2 separate regions of the Mus musculus genome follow, and region 1 is linked to region 2. The links are chromatin loops, found by intact Hi-C in ENCODE. Cell type or tissue: gastrocnemius. All regions are shown on one strand. Each heading gives the region's core, and the rest is flanking DNA. Links, peaks and the distances in the headings are about the cores only.

The links. Hi-C counts contacts between places; a loop is a spot of excess contacts. Peaks named below come from ENCODE experiments on the same cell type or tissue, not always from the same donor. Only the 100,000 strongest peaks of a DNase experiment are listed, where the experiment ranks them.
Region 1: a loop joins it to region 2, with 2.4 times the contacts of the local background. A loop is called at or near these places in 12 of 42 quality-filtered maps.

What each region holds. Positions count from the first base shown.
Region 1 is chr8:71,269,638-71,277,435 of GRCm38, reverse strand. It overlaps Haus8 (4HAUS augmin-like complex, subunit 8), which reads left to right and starts at 4,846. Exons shown (of 11, transcript NM_001163042.1): 1 at 4,846-5,152. The coding sequence starts at 5,124. Myo9b (myosin IXb) reads right to left here and starts at 4,722. Exons shown (of 40, transcript NM_001142322.1): 1 at 4,607-4,722. In gastrocnemius, for the core only: a CTCF peak has its summit at 5,058; DNase peaks (open chromatin) are centred at 4,156 and 4,835; H3K4me3 peaks cover 2,904 bases; H3K27ac peaks cover 2,983 bases.
Region 2 is chr8:71,319,693-71,330,560 of GRCm38, reverse strand. It overlaps Myo9b (myosin IXb), which reads right to left. Exons shown (of 40, transcript NM_001142322.1): 4 at 8,717-8,779; 5 at 7,528-7,627; 6 at 7,196-7,296; 7 at 6,568-6,697; 8 at 4,619-4,708; 9 at 2,565-2,681; 10 at 1,881-2,015. Among named protein-coding and RNA genes, the nearest start is that of Use1, 42 kb to the left of the region's middle. In gastrocnemius, for the core only: a CTCF peak has its summit at 5,500; no DNase peak of the experiment used is centred there; H3K27ac peaks cover 908 bases.

The sequences.
Region 1 (7,798 bases), core at 2,799-7,798, 53 kb after region 2:
TATTTGTAAGTTTCACCTGGCCCTTTACCCAGCACTCACAGCTGCAAACAGAACTCTAAAACAGCCCCTTGTAAACCATAGGCAAGCCAGGTATGGAGGTTCCTACATATCATCCTACACTTGGGAGCCTGAGGCAAGAGGACTGGGAGTTCAAGGCCAGTCTGGGCAACCAAAACAAAGTCCCCAAAGATCACCAGCTCTTTCTAGGCAGAATTCTTACCTCTCTGGATTCATCCTGAGCATAGGAGGAGAAAGGTCCAGAAAATTCCCTCACAGGGAGCTTCCCAGGACTGATGTGGCCAACCAACTTACCCACTCCGTAAAGTGTTTACTCAACAGAGAAGAAACTGGATGGTCATGGGGGGATGATCAGTCTTCCCAAAGCCCTCTATTAGATGATAGCCAAGTTTGTAACTGACCTAGTGTTAAGGGCTGAGATGCCTCTACCCTTTCATCATGCTCTTAACTCCTAAAGTCTGGGATACTTAAAAACTTTTATTTTTTTGTTCTTTTCTGAGACAAGTCTTACTATACAGCCTAGGCTGGTAACAACCTCAGGATCTTCCTGTCTCCTCACTTGAATGCTGGGATTTCATGTGAGGCCATTCTGAGCTCCCCATCCCAGCACTTTAAAAGATGACTACTTCAGGAGAAGATTAAAGTGAAACAAGATTTCCCCCAACATGGATCTTCATTTGTGTGGAAGTAGGACACAGGGACAAGCTCAGAAGAAGAGAACAGGAGACAAACAGGTAAGATGGCCACCTATGAGCCTGGGGTAGATTATCATGCAACCGCATGCAGGCAGCTGTGCCCATACTTGATCTTGGGACTTCTAGCCTTTAGAATCTCATGGCAGTAAAGTCTTGTGGGTTGTCCATCCAGTCTGTAATAGATACAAGCTTGCCAGAGTCAGCTCTAGCTTGACTCCATCCCTCTCTCTCACACACACACATGTATATGTGCATTACAACACATGGCAGAGCCAGGACCTACATAATGAGTCAACTCTGCCAGCTTATTCATCATCCAACAATCCTCCAGGCTGAACTCCTGAATCACTTCTCAGGGAGTCCTGAGTAGGAAATGAGCAGATGCCCAGCTCATCAGCGGTATTTTTTTCCAATGTGGCAAATCATGGAGAACTTTCCCAGACAAAATGGACAGAAGTGCAGAGACAAGGCCCTTTGTTCTGCTTCTCTGAGACGTAGAGGGCAAAAGAGAAGAGCCTGTCTTGCTCTGTGAGGAGGCCACGCCTGGGCCTGGCTGAATGGTGGGCCGGGCAGGGGCTGCCTGGCACAGCTAGATTGTGGACCTTAAAGATACAAAGGCCTACCAGGTGGGACACTGAGGCCCACACCTGAGAGCAGATCATCAGTCAGATGGGTCCCAGAGTGGATGACCTTCCCCACTGAAGTGAAGCAGCTATGCCATGATCATTGGTGAGACAGGGGAAAAGGAACAGGAGGGGATAGAAATGGACACGGACACACACACACACACACACACACACATACACACACACACACACACACACACACACACAGACCAAAAGAGGCTCAATGCGTGCACCGTGTGTGAAAGGATGGCTATCTTGAGAGCGTGGGCCCATGAAGGAGATAATGCAGCTTCTCAAAGGCATGTCGATTGGGCAACCTCTGAGAATGGAGTCTGGTATAGCTAATCTTGCAAGAAAAGTGACAGTTTGCTTCCAGATGGGGACAGAGTCTCCAGAAACTCAGGTCAGTGGTGATACAAGGAGAAGAGAAACAATGGCCCTGCTGTGCCTGCCAGGCTGCTTCGGCTGATTCACCTGCCCTACTCTTCCCCTGGTCTCCTTCCATGCAGTGGCCAGCGGGATCTAGCAATCAAGGCGTCCCCACCTCTCCTGACTCCTGCAGGTGACCCTGAGATGCACCGAGGCTAGCGGGGACTGCAGCACAGCATCTATAACCACCTTGGGTCCATTCCATGTGGCCCACTCTACTCCATACAACCCATCATCATCATTGGTCAACACACTCCTGCCAATGCAAGCTGGGGACACTACAGCATCACATGGTGCACAGATGGCCCTGGGGCAAAGAATGGCCCCCCACACCAGATGTCAGGACAGTTTGACAGCCAAACTTGGGTAAAGGCTATTTTAGAGGGTTAGGGAATACAGACACAGACTTGTTGGCTTTTTGCTTTCTTAGGGTGCTGTGGATATTTGGGCTGTTTGTGTGATAAGAGCTAGAGCATAAACTTAGCCTCCCAGCCTCGCTTCCTGGTTCTAGAAAAGTCTAGGGATCTATCTCCAAACCCAGCACCTGCCTGAGTCCATTTTGAGAAAGGACTCTTTCCTGGTGGTTGAATGGAAAAGAAAATTGAAACAAACTAAAGCAGAGGCTACAGCAAGTATCCCAAAGAGGAGAGTGACAGGATATCTGTTCCTGTCACTCTGGGTTCACCACTGACATGGCTTCCCAGGATTGACTGCAGACCAGACACTCTTCCCAGGAAACATAGTGGACCCCCCCACATCCCAAGTCTTGCTCTCAGTCTTCCCAATTCTGCCCCTGTGATAACTCATGTCACCTGTCATTGTGAAGGTCTGCCTAATGGGAATGCCATTCTTTCCATGTAAAGGGACAATAGCTGTTCCTCTGAGGCACAAGGAGATCTCAGCTCTGCTCTCAGGAGGCAGCCAACCACTTGGCACAACCAGCTCTTGCTTGGTTAATTTTGGACCCATTCACCACATGTTACCAGAGAGATAAGGAAAGGGAAGCCACAAGTTCATGGTCTCTTGTCAGGAAGGGAGTCAAGCCCAGGAGTCCTGAGTCCCCACCTGACCCACAAGGTACTAGCTAGACTTGAGAGAGGGTTTTACCCAAGTAGGAGGTCAAAGCCAGAGCATTGTGCTTCATGCAGGTAGCATCCTGGACACCTGACTGGAGGTGTGGCTCTATGGTGGAACACTTACCCAGTAAGCAAGCACAAGGTTCTAAGTTCCGTCCCCAGCATTTGCAGGGCAAGAGACAGAAAGTTGGAGCTGCATAAAACCAAAGGGTGTGTACCAGAAACATGAAAGTTAATAAGTGGGGTTAGCTCTGGAAAAAGGCTGACACAGGCCAATCCAAAGGAGAAATAGGCAGAGTCTTGCCCCAGGCCAGACCCCAAACAAGGCGCTTGCTTCTTCCAGGAGACCTCCACTGAGTCACAGCTCCAAGTAAGCAGGAGAAAAAGTGTGTCATGCATAGGAAAGTTCATGTCCTTCCTGGGGTCTCAGGACCAAAAAGTCTTCGATATTCCAAGGGGCATGACTTGCACCGTGTGCCCTTGGGCAAGCTAAGTTGAAAGATTTCTTCCAGAACATTCTTGAAGTGAATGGGGCAGTCATGTCTCTAAGGCTTCCTTTATATCCAGATTCCTGTACCAAATGGAGCTCTAAACCTGGCCTCCTTTCAGCAAGCACACAGCAGACAGGGAATACTGGTAAGGGGGGGGGGGGAGAAAGTGATGCCAATCAAAACCAGGCAGCTCCAAGGCCTTGTAGGAGCAGAGAGGCCGGTGACAATAACTTTATAGTTGCTCATGCCACCTCCAGCCATTCCTTGACACCTTAAGATACTGAAGTCTCAAAGACTAGACAATACCCAACAAGGTAAGGAGATACAACCTGAGGGGCTGCTAGGTGGATGTCTTAAAGTGCTGGAAAATGAGCCAAAGAGGCACAAAAGGACTCCCCTATAAAGCCTTGGGAGTTAGGGTCCCTAGAAAAAGAAGGGAGGGTTTGTTGGCAGCTGTGACTCCACGGGGCTGAGATCTCTGCCACCGCTGAGGTATACATTTCCTGTAAGTCATTTAAAAACAAAAAACAAAAAACAAAAAAACGTTTAAGTCCAAGGATGTGACTCTCTTGAGAGAGTGGCTTCCACCCTACCGGCTCCCTTTCTTCTGAAACGCAGTTCGGGTGTCAGAACCCCACCCCCACCCCGCAACCTCCTCTAGAGTCCAGCTACTCTTTTCTTGAGCAGAAAGTGATGTGCCTATCAAAGCAGAGAGAGAACCCAGAGGGCGCTGGGACTCGCCCTGGCGGATCACCCAGCTGTCCGGGAGTGAAGTCAGGAAGAAGATGAATCAAGAGGGGAAGGCGGGGGCGAGTCTCCAGAGGCTGCACCCCGTCATCTCCCTTTCCTCCTCCTCTCCACTCCTCCGGCCCTCTGAGGAACTGTTTTTGCGTGTCTTTCCAGGCCCACTCTTTTAGACGTTCCAGCCCCAACAGTGGGTTGCCACAGACCGTTTCCCATTCTCTGAGAGCCCGGCGCCTCTCTGACACCCTAGGGCTCAGACCGCGAGTGCAGAAGTCCCTTTCCCTAGCACGGCCCCTCGGCTCCGCCTTCCTGGCCTCCCCCGTTTCCTGAGATCCCCCCAGATGCCACCTTAGCCACGTCCTCTCCTCAGCCGCCGCTGAAAGACGCGGTAAGCCCGCCAGTCTCAACCCCCTCAGCGTCCACGCGTCCCCCAGGCCGCATCCTGCCCTCACGTCCCACGACTTCAGGAGCAACCCGGTGCACAACCCCGGCTCGGGTCTCCACTCACGGCCGCCGCGAGAACTTACCTGGACCTCGGGCCGCTGCGCGCCACCGGTCCCCGGCCAGCCTGCCCGCTGCTCCCGGCCGCCCCGCCCCGAAGCGACCAGCCTCGCCCGCCGCTGCACCGTGCGATTTCACTTCCGGGTTCCGGAGGCGCTGAGTGGGCGGGCGCCAACTCGTCGGAGAGGCGGGGCGACTCGAGGTCCCGCCCCATCTAAAGGCGCGCAGCGAACGCCCTCTGCGGTTGGTGCATTCCAGATGCTAAGTGTTCCACAGCTGAGAGGGGCGGGCGCTATGATAGTCACGCCCCTCCCCAGCAGTATTTTAGCCCGCTCAGGTTGGTGCCGGAAGCCCACACGTCTGAGGGACACCTTGGAGCCACGCCCTTTTTCGGCGCTCTTGGCCAGGCTGAACGAACTGTAGCAAGCTTGGAGCCCGCCCCGCGGCTCGCGTGAAGAGAGCACCCTCCGGCTTCCAGCACTACTCCCTGCCTCCTAGCGGGCGGGACCCTGAGACGCTTGCCTTTGAGTGGAAGGCGGGAGAATGGCGGATTCCTCAGAACGGGACGCAGGGTGAGTTGGGATCTCAGAAGGGCGGAATTTAGGGGCTCCTGTGGGTTGGCCAAAGACCAGATCCTGGGCTCACAGGCAGCGGAGCTGGAGAACTGGGATCTTATGAGCCAATGCCCGAATCTCTCCCAGACCAGAAGCCCAGGCTCTGAGCCGCTTCGGTGCGTGCTGGGGAGCTGGGGTCCCAGATGCAGTTCAGAATTGGGGTTGTGCGTGGACTTTGGTGGACATTCTCTCTTTTTCCCCTTGGAGACAGTGGTGTTTTTTGTTTTTTGTTTTGTGTGTGTGTGTGTGTGTGTGTGTGTGTGTGTGTGTGTGTGTATGTGTGTAGCTGATCCGGAGCTCTGTAGACCAGTCTGGCCTTGAATTCACAGAAATCTGCCTGCCAAGTGCTGGGTTCAAAGGCATGTGCCACCACCACCTAGCCTTCCTTTTTTTAAAGGAAAAACGTGACCCTACATGGTAGCACGACTTTAGTCCCAGCACAGACCTTTTCCTAGGCCTCAGGAGCTCTAGGGTTGCTTGTCGCACTCCCCTTTAGCCCTGACTCACTACACCCATGGGTGTTTGCTTAAGAGTCTGAAGGATGAGGGTCACGGGCTATTGTGACTGTATACAGCAAAGGACACTCTGTGAAGGTCAAGTGGGTGAAACAAAGGCTCTTGCCACCAAGCCTCATGATCTTATTTTGATCCATGGGTTTCATATGGTGAAAGTAGATAACTGATGTACTGGCCAGTTTTGTGTCAACTTGACACAGGCTGGAGTTATCACAGAGAAAGGAGCTTCAGTTAGGGAAATGCCTCCATGAGATCCAGCTGTAAGGCATTTTCTCAATTAGGGTCAAGGGAGGAGGTCCCCTTGTGGGTGGTGCCATCTCTGGGATGGTAGTCTTGGGTTCTATAAGAGAGCAGGCTGAGCAAGCCAGGGGAAGCAAGCCAGTAAGGAACATCCCTCCGTGGCCTCTGCATCAGTTCCTGCTTCCTGACCTGCTTGAGTTCCAGTCCTGACTTCCTTTGGTGATGAACAGCAATGTGGAAGAGTAAGCTGAATAAACCCTTTCCTCCCCAACTTGCTTCTTGGTCATGATGTTTGTGCAGGAATAGAAACCCTGACTAAGACAATTGACTACGCATTTTGTCCTCTGCCCTCCATGTGCACATCATGGCACACGAGCACTACAAACTACATAAAATGTAAAATGCTGAAATGCTAAGAGAAGAGGCCTATGGTAGGAGCCTCCTACACCTGAGACTCCCAGCCCTGAAAGGCAGGGGGTAGAGAGTAGGGATGCACAGTGGGCACAGGACAGGACAAGGCCATGTTACTGAAGCCTCTGTGAGTGGTGGGCAGGCTTTGGGGCACCATGAGGGACAACAGATGCACCTGCACTTTGTAGAACTACAGGGCCCCATGTTCTCCCATAGGCCCATGATTTGCCCCCAGAGCAGGGAGAAGCCCCCAGCTCCCAGCCCTGCTTTTGACTTGCAGGTGTGTCCAGAAGAGGTTGGGATCCCCTGGAGCTGGAGTTACAGGTGGTTGTGAGCCACCTCACCTGGGTGCTGGAGACTGAACTCAAGTCCTCTGTAAGAGCAGCAGACACTCTTAACCTATGAGCTGTCTGGCACAGCCAGGGCTGTGAAGTGAGATTTATTTGCTCTCTGAACAATCCCAACAACCTGAGTTTAGGTCCCCAGAAGCCACATAAAGACTGGATGCAGTAGTGTCTGTCTGTAATCCAGCACTTCCCACAGGGAGATGGGAGGCTAAAGCAGCACAGTCTCTAGGAGTAGGAGGCAGAGCTAGCAGGGCAAACAGAGCCATGGCTAAGAAAGGTAGAAGGTGAGAACCTTCGCTGAGGTTGTCCCTGACCTTTACACAGGCACCATGGTACACACAGTGGCACAGAAGCACCTGTACTCATACAAACACCATTCAGACTTACATGAAATAAAGTAATAAAAACAAAAGATTTGAAAATACAACTATTTGGGGACTGAAGAGATGGCTCAGCGGTTAAGAGCACTGACTGTTCTTCCAGAGAACCTGAGTTCAATTCCCAGCAACCACATGGTGGTTCACAACCATCTCTAATAGGATCTGATGCCTCTACTGGTGCATCTGAAGACAGGTACAGTGGACTCATTCATATGCATAAAATAAACCTTTTAAAAAATTCATTTGTGGGCTGGAGAGATGGCTCAGAGGTTAACAGCACTGACTGCTCTTCCAGAGGTTCTAAGTTCAATTCCCAGCAACCACATGGTGGCTCACAACCATCTGTAATGGGATCTGATGTTCTCTTCTGCTGTGTCTGAAGACAGTGACATTGTACTCACATATATAAAGTAGTAAATACATCTTTTTTTAAAAAAATCCATTTGTTTAAAAAATGTATAACTATTCTGTGACATATGAACATTGTGTGATCCCAGATGTTGCTAAGTCAGTAAAGTTTTGTTGCCACATGGTCCACCCATTCTGTCAGCCTCAGTACTAGAATGGCAAAGTTTAATAGTTGTTGGTTATAGTGACTGGGCAGCCTAGAAAGCTGACCCTTTGCAGAGAAGTACGTGTCATAGTCTCCTGCCCCCACCCTGCCACCTCATCCCTACAATTGGAGCTAAGAGAACAGATTCAGAATGTTCC
Region 2 (10,868 bases), core at 2,897-7,896:
CCAGGTAGGGGCTCTACTCTTGAGCCACGCCTACAGTTCTCCTATCATCTACTTTAACTCCTACTGCAGTGTAAATGATGGCTGCTCTATTGCTGATGGAATCATGAGAATAACAAGTCTAAACATTTCCACTATGGATATAATGTGTGGAAAGAGGTGTTTCCATTTAAAGTTGATTGGCAGCCAACAAGACGGCTCTACAGTTAAAGGGACTTGCTGTCAAGCCTGATGACCTCAACTCGATCCCCTGGACCCACATGGTAAAAAGAGAGAACTAATGGGGCAAGCTGTCCTCTAGCTTCCACTCGTGGGCTTGTGTGTATGTATGTACATACACATACAAATTGAAAACCTAAAAAGCTCATTGGACTGTTCACAATCCCTGGATAAGTGCTGACCCTGTGGAAGGGAACACACGTCCAAGTAAGCACACCTGTTCACATGTGCTGAGCAATGCACAGTGCTGTGGCTTTTTTATGTAGCCCAGCCTGGTCTCGAGCTCACTACATACCCAAGGATAAATTCCTGCCCACCTGGCCTCCTCAGAGCCAGGCGACAAGTGTTCCTGCCATCCCAGCTCTGTTATGGTTTCTCATGCCACATGCTTTCTAGCTTGAACCTCACCTGCTGAAGCAGGGACCTAACAGCCTCCAACCCAATAAAGTAAGTAAACTTTCTAACATTCTCAGGCTCTGTTTCCCCCACGAGTCACAGGAAGGAAAGATGGCATACAACAAAGAACAGAGAGATGGGCGGGAAGACAGGACATGTAAGTCAGCCATCACTGACACCAGCAAAGTGCACACTTTAGAGCTGGCTCTGCTCACTCTTGTCCCAGTGGCATAACTTAAGAGTGGTGCACACCTGTCACCCAGCACTCAGAGAAGACTGACGCAGGAGAATCAGGAGTTCATGGCCATCTTCACTAATGGTGAGATTAAAGCCAGCCTGGGTTGCATGAGACCCAGTCTCAAAAGCAGGCAAGGAGAAACTTTCTCCATTTGAGCAAGTAAGCTGGCGTCTGTCTGGGTTCTCAACTTTTGCTGCAATGCAGAAAGATGCTAGGGCTAGTGTGCCAGTGTGTATGATGTCAGAGGAAAAGCCAGGTCTAGCCCTGCTGATCCCCTCAGGCTACGTGAGCAATGGAGAGATGGTACCCTATAAACTGTGGACAGAAGGATGGTCTTTCAGACAGTTTAGAAAGCCGTGGTGGGCTCCAGCAATTCTCTCTCCCCTTGGGTGTGACTCCAGACTTGTACATGTGTGTTTACAAGCCAAAATATAAAATCTGTGGGTGACTGCATGAATTCAACATGGCCCAGCCATGCGCTGGAATATTATTCAGCCTTACACAGGAATGGGATGCTGACACTTGAGTAGGGATGAAAATGGTGGCCAGTCTCCTAAGTCAGACCACCCAGCAGTGCAGAGGTGAACGAACACTGTATAACTCCACTGACCAAGGGCTGGAGTGTCAACAAATATATAAAGACAGAAAGCAGGAAAGTCTAGTGTCTGAGGGGTGAGGAGGTTATAGTGTAGGTGTGTACAGAGCCTCAGAGGAGCCAGATATGGCTGCAGAAAGTGCATGTAGCTGCTTCCCAGGCCTGTGGGTCCTGCCTCCTCAGAAAGGCTAACATGGCAAAGGAAGAACACAGGGGACATGATCTGACCACCTGTAGAGTCACACAAATTATGTGACAGAATGTGTGCACTGCTGCCTTGCTGAAGGTAGCTGAGCATGGCACCGAGTTCAAGGACGTAGTGTTGGAGTCTGGGGAACCTGCTGTACCCAGGCCCTGGCCTGCTGATACTAAGGGACACCACTGACTTTCAGGGATCACCCTGGGCTGGGGTGGGGAATAGATGTCCACTCTTACCTGCTCCAGCTTGAAGATGTGCTGGGTGAAGTAGTACTGCAACTGCTCATTGGCATAGTTGATGCAAAACTGCTCAAAGCTATTCCTTTCGAAGTCCTCAAATCCAAAGATGTCCAGGACGCCAATGGACAAGCACTGGGAGACAGGTGTGGTTATAGCCAGGACCTCCTGGGAAGATTAGCCCTCCGGAGAGGTGCTGCACAAGTGGGGATGTGTTGTCCTGACCAGCTTGGTACCCGCTGTTTTTTACAAATGGTTCCTTCACTACTTCTTGATGGAACCGGGCCTGCACATATCCAATATGTTGTGGGGGGAGGGGGACCTAGGGCTTGGTGCCAGCCTAGCCTATCACACTTCCAGACACCTAGTGAAGATGCCTGGGTTCCTGTAGAATAGGGCTCTCACCCTTCCTAATGCTGTGACCCTGTATTACAGTTCTTCATGTCTGATGACCCAACCATAAACCATTACTGCACTGCTACTGCATAACTGTAATTTTTGCTACTGTTAGGAAATGTAATGTAAATATCTGATCTAAGACCCACAGGTTGAAACCTGCTGCTGTAGAGGATAAGAATCCTCTGCCAGCCCTGGTATTTGCAGAGATCCCATAGGTTCCTAGCCTCCACGGCTTGTCCCAAGAACAGGGTTTATTCTTGCCCAGCTCAGGGCCTGGCCACTCACGGAAACAGCCTCTTCCATGTCCTTCTTGTTGAGGAGGGCGTGGTTGATCCTTAGCACAATCCAGTCAAATAGGGCACTGTATAGGGACTTGGCCATGGAGTCTCGTGCAGTTATGGCCTGTGAACAGAGGGTGTCTTACCTGGGGTGGGGGACCTCAGCAGGCTATAGTGCTGAGAGTTAGGACCTAGTTTTGTCTTATTTTCATAGACAAAGTCTCATGTAGCCCAGGCTGGCCTCGAACTTGCCATGTAGCCAAGGATAATTAAGCAACTGATCCTATTGCCTCTACCCCCTCATAGGCTGGGATTGCAGATCAGCACAGCTGGCTTGTCACAGGTGTTATAAGGCTCTGAATCTGGGGCCTCATGTATAGCTGTGTTATGACTGTGCCATCCCCACCCTTCAACCAGGTTTTTCACCTTCCTCCTGCTGAAGTCTGCTTAATCCTACACTGGCCCCAGGACACAGCAGCTGTGGAGGCTCAGAGCCTGGGACTCCAGCACAGTACAGGTACACTGCATGGCATGTTACCTACATGGCTGCAGAACAGCCAAGGAAGTGTTTCTCAGTACACCCCCTGTAGGAGTGTCTATTCCGTCCTCCCCATGGATGCAGACATCAGCCTCCAACTGCCAGATATGTCCCTCTGGTTTTGATTTTTCTGGATGTCATGGCAATATTACCACACAGAATGCTGCCTCTGCTGGGGACACTCACTCACACAGCCTCTCTGGGGGACACCTGAGCCACACAGGGATTGGGTGCACTGCAGAGAGGTCAAGTCATGTCAAGAGGTATCTTGGCCCACAAAAGCTCACCATCCATGGTGCCTTCTGGAAATGTAAGCTGATTCCACTGGGCTGGGTCCCTATAGGGAGCTTCCCACACCCTGCTATCAGGTCCTTTCCTGGTGCCATCCAAATTCAATTTGCAAGCCACATTGCTCTGGACATGTCAAGAGCTAACAGAAATGTACCAGGAAGAGAACACAACAGCAAATGGAGAGGATGGAACAGAGATCTATGGGCTGAGAGTCACAGAAAGGCCACCTCAAGCACAGGGGTCAGTAACCTTTCCCCGACAAGGCAAGTGGTTCATGCTCTCAACTTTTGGGGCCTGAAGGGCTCTGTCATAGCTATTAAGCACTGCAGCTGCAGCCAGAAGCAGCACTGAACAGAATGTAAATGATGACTATGGTGATGTCAATTAAACTTTATTTACAAAACCAAATTGTGGAGGGCAGGTTTGTTTCAAAGCATGCTGGAGCAGCATGGCCACTGAGCATTTGGAAACACAGGAATGCCTCAGATTCCATTCCTGCCTCCCCACTTATGGACACTTTCAGATACCTGGAGCTACCTATATCAGAAATGCCAGAAATTAACAACTCTACTTCTAAAAACTCTGAGCACTTGTGATGCAGCCTTGATGTATCCTGAGATTCTGCACCTCACCTGGGTCAGGCCTCATCTGGTTATCCAAGGGATCCAGGGGTTAATTGCTGTCTGCCTACTAGTTACTCAGTCTTCAACCACTGCCCTGGACTGCAGTGCCCGAGATCAAGGAAGAGTAATGGTATCTAGTGACAGCCTGGGTGGTGTGGCACAGTGGCATGCTCTGGTCATCCTGAAGGTTGTTCCAAGTTTAAGACCTGCCTGTGCTACGGAGTAAAAATTGTCTCTAACCAATTTAAAAACAACAAACAAAACCAACAAACCAACCAACCAACCAACCAAACAAAAAACAGAGTAGCTGCTGGCAGTTAACATAACCTGAAAAAGATTTCCTGTAAATGAAAAAGTGAATTATAGTAGCCATCTCTATTCTAAGTCATGAGGCCATGCCCCTGTGACTGGTACACTGCTGTTGTTATTTCTAGTATTTTCTGAGGCATTACTGCTAACCTCATACTGTACCCAACTCATATCTCAAGCTCTCTGGTGTGTGTGCAGAAGAAGGGATTGTTTGACTGCCTCTGCTTTGTGGCTTGGTAGGAGCTGAGCATGTGGCTCTGGTTCGGCAGGGCTGCAGCCCCGGCCTGGGCTCATACTTACCTCACTGAGGCTGTAAGGCAGGATGAGTTTGTCATTGACTGTAACTGTTTTTCTCTTGGTTAAGACCTCCACCAGGGTCTCCCGCTTTACCTATTTCCAGAGTTGGGAAAGAAGGGCGGGAAGGTGAGGCACTTCAGAGAACTAGGGGAGGCAGGATGAACAGCAAACCCTGGGACACTCCTGCCCACTATATGCATAAATACAAAGTGGAAACATTCTTAAGAAACAAAACCAAACAACCAGTTCCCAAACTGTGGTGGCTTTCTCTAAATTCCAGAACTGGGGGTGCAGAGGCAGGTGGATCTCTGTAAGTTCAACACCACCCTGGTCTACACAGTGAGATCCAGGCAAGCCAAAGCTACATAGTAAGAACCTGTCTCAAGAATAAGCAGGTCAGTAACATTAAAATTAAGATAAACTAAAATTAAATTAAAGGCAAAACCCCCACAAGACCATTTGTGGTGGTGCATGCCTGTAATCCCTGAACTCAGTAGGTGAGACAGGCAGATCTCTGAGTGCTGGGCCAGCTAGAGTGAGACTATGTAAACCAACCAACCAACCAACCAACCAACCAACCAACCAACCAACCAACCAACCAACCAACCAACCAGAAAGGTGAGCTATAATCCTTGCTGGTTCAGCAGCACAAGATTTAAGATTCATCTGCCTGGCTCCAGGCCCGGCATTTCTGTCACCAGCAGTATTAAAAACAACAACAACAACAAAAACCAAAACAAACCACCACCACCACCACCACCACCACCACCACCACCACCACCACCACCACCACCACCACCACCATCAAAAAGGAAACCCTTGGCCCAGTCATGCTTTGAACTGAAGGCTCTGAGCAGCACTTCAACCTCCAGTCAATAGGTGTCAGGAGTGCGCCCACTTGGATGACTAAGCTTCCCCAGGTGAGAACTAGCAGAGACTGACTGCACATGGAATGGGAACATGACTTCACACTTCACACCAGGACCTAGCTGTATTTGCACATTCAGGCTTATGACTTTGGTACAGTGAGAGGGACACAGGATCTGTCACTGCCACATCACCAGCCTGTCATACTCATTTTGAGTCACTGAGGGTTTTTGCTGAGGGGCCTAGGTAGGCTTTGAACTTAGAACCTCCTGCCTCAGCCTCAGCCTCTTGGTGGCCAGGATGAAAGGCCTGTGACATCATACCTAAACCCAAAGTATGTGTTTTAAATTTAATTGTTAAAAAATTGTGTACATGGGTATTTTGCCTAAATGCCTGTATATGTACCACATGCATACCTGATGCCTGAGATTGCCGGAAGAGGGTGTCAGGTTCCTGGAATTGGTTGTGAGGTGCCATATGGGTGCCGGGAATCAAACCCATGTCCCTTTTGAGCATCTCCAGTCCCCAATTTATGTTTTTTGGGGACAGGGTCTCACAGAGCCCTGGCTGAGCCTGAACTTATCTCCCTGCGAGTGCCAGGATGACAAGTGTGTGTCAGCACATCAGATTTATGTGGTGCTAGGATGCAACAGAGCGTTTTGTACACTAGACAAGCCCTCTGTCACCAGTTACAGCCTCAGCCTTGCAAACTATGGTTTCATTTCTTTACATTTAATTTTGTGTGTGTGGCTATGCTCATGGGAATGAAGGGGGCCTGGAGGGCAGTGGCTTCCCATGTCCTGGAGCTGCAGTCACAGTGGATGTGAGGGTGCTAAGGACTGAGCTCCACCCGCTGGAAGAGTGGAACCCAGCACCTCTCCTATTACACAGTGCATGTAGCCAGACATACACAGACAGCAGCAAGAGAGGGACAGCTCAGAGATGACAGGAGGAAGTATGCAGTAGACAGAAGTCCCCCACTTGTCCCCTGTACTGAGAGGCTGCCACTGTCTTGGGCTAGGCAGGCTGCCTCATTTTGCAGCCAAGAAACAAGGGCAAGAAAGAATGGTGGAGACAGGAGGTACCTTTAAGAGCTGGGAGAGGGTGTCCAACACCTCTGGAGGACCGACCTCCAGGCCTTCATCTCGGCCTGTGGCTCTCTTCTTGTAGGTGACATTGCCAAGGTACAGGATGGCTGAGAGGACAGAGAAGATCCTGGGACAGGAGAGGTTACTGCAGTCTGCATCATCTGTACTTGTTTCTGCTGCAGAGCCTGGCTAAGGGTGCTCTCCACTTCACACTCCTGTACCCACTCCTGAGTCCCACTGTCAAGCACTGATGCAAACTTAAACTTTTTTGCTTGTGTTTGCTAATAGATAGGGTTTTGTTTAGCTTTGGCTCGTTTTGAACTCAGTATAGAGATCAGACTGGTGTTGAACTTCCAAGCATCTCTCTTTTGCCTTTATTTCTTTAAGATTAGGCTTCACTATGCAGCAAAGGCTGACCTTGAACATACAACCTTCATGCCCGAAATCTCTCTAGTATAAGGATGGCAGCTGTGCAGATCTTCAATTGGTCTGAACAGCTGCCCCCCAGCTCATGGCTGCAGCCCTCACCTGTGTTCTACATGGGATCCCGCCTACTCTCTATGGGGCTGCCTGTCTGATTTCCAGAGGAACTGGTTGTCACCAGGTGGCTCAGCAGCCCACTTACTGCTTCTTGGTGGCAGGCAGGAAGCCCACCATCTCCATGGCCTGCTGAAGCCTTTCAAAGTCATGTTTGAGGTCTTCTCCATCTTCAATATTCAAGTTATGCTGAAAAATAAAATAAAGGCGTGGGCACTTTGGCACTTCCTGCTGGGAGGGCAGAGAGCAGGGAGAGTCAGGATGGACAGGAGGAGGCCAGGGCTGGGAATGAATGGCTGCCTTTGTGTGTGTGTGCTCAGGGCTGGGCTGGGGCCCAGCATGGCCAGGCTGGCAGCCTCTGACCTCCCTGTGGCAGACAGCCTTGGGTACAGTGGTGGCGCCATGGCTGTAGCTGTTTACCTGGTTGAGGTAGAAATAGTCTTGAGGCTGCTTCAGCTGAAATTCCAGGCGCTCCTCCTCACTGACACCCAGCAGCAGATAATAAAACACATGGTAGTTCCTGTAGGTGACCAGCAGAGAGTCAGTGCCCAGCCAGGCCCACAGCAAAGGAAAGGGTACATCAAAAGGTTATAGTGTGGGGGGTATGGCTCAGCTGGTGAAGCCACCAGTTGCCAAGTCAGAGGACCCCCATGTTCAATCATTGGGACACATTTGGTAGAAAGAGGGAACTGACTCCCTGAAGTTATCCTTTAACCACACATGTATGTACACACACACACACACACACACACACACACACACACACACACACACACACACACACTGAAATAAACAGATATAAAAATATAATTACAAAAAATAGTATTGGTCAATGTGATGGTGCACACCTAAAACACCAAGCACTCTGGAGGCAGAGGCAGGAGAATCTCTGTGAGTTTGAGGCTAGCCTGGTCTACAGAGTGAGTTGGAGGAGACCATGGCTATACAGAGAGACCCTGTCTTAATAAGAAATATCAAAGTTTTAAGTATTGTTAGAAAGTGGGAACTTCTCGGGTGAGCGGAGCTAGGGCAGAAGTCTCACTGACTAGTTGACACCAGTTTGCTGCTGGGAGACAGGGCCTTACCCTCTAGCCCAGCCTGGCCTGGAACTAATAGATCCTCCTGCCTCAGCATCTAAGTGCTGGCTCACAGACTGTGCAGTTGTGCCAGCTCTGAGGTATTACCAGGATATAGTTCCAGATGGCACTAAATAGCCTGGGGCATCAATTCTCAGGGTGGGCTGTAATGGGCGAAAGGTTGGAGCCCATGGCAGCAAGTGTGTGGAACGGAAGGAGAGGGTAAGTTTAGACTCCAACCACGGCTTCCCCTAAGGGGCCCGGAACACTTACTTCACCCTGTGAGCTTGAGTAGGACTGTATTGTGCCAAATACCATATCCCAAGTGCTAGAGAGTTGGCCATTCTTACAGAGGACCCACGTTAGTTCCCAGGATCCACATGCTGGTTAACAATCCCCTGTAACTCTTCTTCCAGGGGTCCTACTGCCCTCTTCTGACCTCCCAGGTTACCAGGCACACAGGCAGTGTACTTACAGACACTCAGGCAAAACACCCATACATATTAAAAAAGAAGAAATGAATCATGCCCTACCGCTCATCCTTCTCCTGGGAAACCAGGCGAGACTTTTCAAGAAGGTATTTTTCCACAACAGCTCTGTCATAAAAGAAAAAGAGGGAAAAAAGATATTACATTTTAGTGTTGATATTTCTTTAACACTAAACATTTTGTTTCAACCAGAGTTGATGATGCAATCAAGAACCATAAATTTCAAGGAAACACTGTTAGCACTGTGCCACTCTTCTAGCCCTCACTGGGCAATTCTAGGCAGGGCTTCACTCCCTGAGATCCTTACTGTAGGATTCTGTGGCCATTCTTTATGTCTAAGCCAAGACCTTGATTTGGATACTGTACGGTTGTTCTTTCTTCCTTCATTTCATCCAGGCTCTCATATAGCCCAGGCTGGTCTCTAACTTGCAGTGTAGAGGAGATGCCTGATCCCTTCCCTGAATCTTCTGAGTGTTAGGATGAGGCATGGGATCCAGCTCTCCACACAGCTATCCATACTCTGCTGAGCTGAGATCCATCTTCTTCTGGTATGTGAGTTTCATTGTGTAGCTGAGGTTGGTCTCGAGCTCCTGCTTCTCATCAACTATTTGTTCTGTGTGCTAGGCTAACAGGCATGCACCATGCAGGGTTTCTGTACTGCTCAGGGTGGAACCCATGGCCCTATGCTTTAACAAGCACTAGGTGGCCTCTCTACTAATGGAGCCACATTCCCCACCCATATCTCTGCGCTGGCCTAGAAAATGGGACCATGGTGCTGCCTGTCGCACATTAACACCCTTTGGTACCATGTAAATAAATAGCTACCTATAAATGCCCTGAAGATCACCACTGCTCTGGCTTCAAACTAAGAACCAGGAAATCAGTTGATCACTATGACCTGGGCAGAAGGGTTGAGCACGGTGCACAGAAACCTGACAGGCAGAGTAGCCCGTGCAGGTGAAGGGACCCAAATGTTAAGGGAGGAGGCCAGCAAGGACCTCAGGAAGCTGGTCGGGTGTTTCAGGCATCTGCTACTTCAGTGTAAACTCAGTGGTGATTTTCATGCCCTGGCGGCTCCCCAACAGGATGACAACAGACAGCTCATATTTAAGGTACCACTTGGGCTCATGCCGTAACTCAGCATGTAAAGGCAGTGGCTGCCATGTCTGACCCTCAGTTTGGTGCTTGGGATCCATAGAGTAGAAGTAGGAAATCAACTCCAGAAGGCTGTCCCCTGACCACCTGCACATAAGTATGTGTGTGCATACACACACTCAACAAATTTTAAAAGCGGAATGTAAAGTTTGACTTGTTTCTTTTTCTGGTGACGGATCTGGCTTCACACATTAAGGATGCTGTGCTGCACTCCTGACCCTGGTTTCTTTTAAGTCAAGCAAGGTTTCTCCGTGTGTCCTTGGCTGTCCTGGAGCTCACTCTGTAGACCAGGCTGTAGACCAGGCATGGCCCTGTGCCTTGTGTTTCTGTCTTTCCTATTTTCTCACTAGGTTGTTGGTCTGATTACTGAGCTCTGTGCTGCTGTACAGAAAGCACAAGGCAGTCCTCGCACTCACTGGGCAGGCACTCCATGGCTGTCCTGCACCCATTCCCTCTTGATGAATTATGTGTCCATCTACAGTGTCAGAGTGACACGTGTGCCAGAGCATGCGTCGGGGTGGCTGGGAGTGCCTCGTCTCCTCTACCTTGTTGAGGCAGAATATCTGTCCTAGACTGCTGGGATAAAAACACTCTGACCAATGGCAACTTAGAGAGGAGATCAAGACAAGCCCTCAGACAGCCCAGGGCCAGTCTGATCCAGGCTATCTGTCAATCACAGCTTTCCTCACAGATTGACTCTTGGCAGTCAGGTGACAAGGACAGCTAACTGGAATTGCATGCACCTGTTTGTGGCTCTGCATAGTATGGGCTCTCTAGCTTGCAGCTTCTGGCTGATTCTGTCTTCTCTGAATCCTATCTCTCTTTGTAGGAGTGTGGGGACGACAGATAAACACCACAAATGGCTTTTCATATGGGTTTGTGGCTATGGAACTCTGGTTGTCAGGTTGGGGAGGCCAATGCTTTACCCACTGAACCATGGCCTTGGCTGCCCCCGCTTTCCCTTCTGCTGAAGAGTAGGGGCATCTGACACACACAGGTCCCTGGCTGCATCCATACCATTTGCCTTATAGAGCTACGTTTC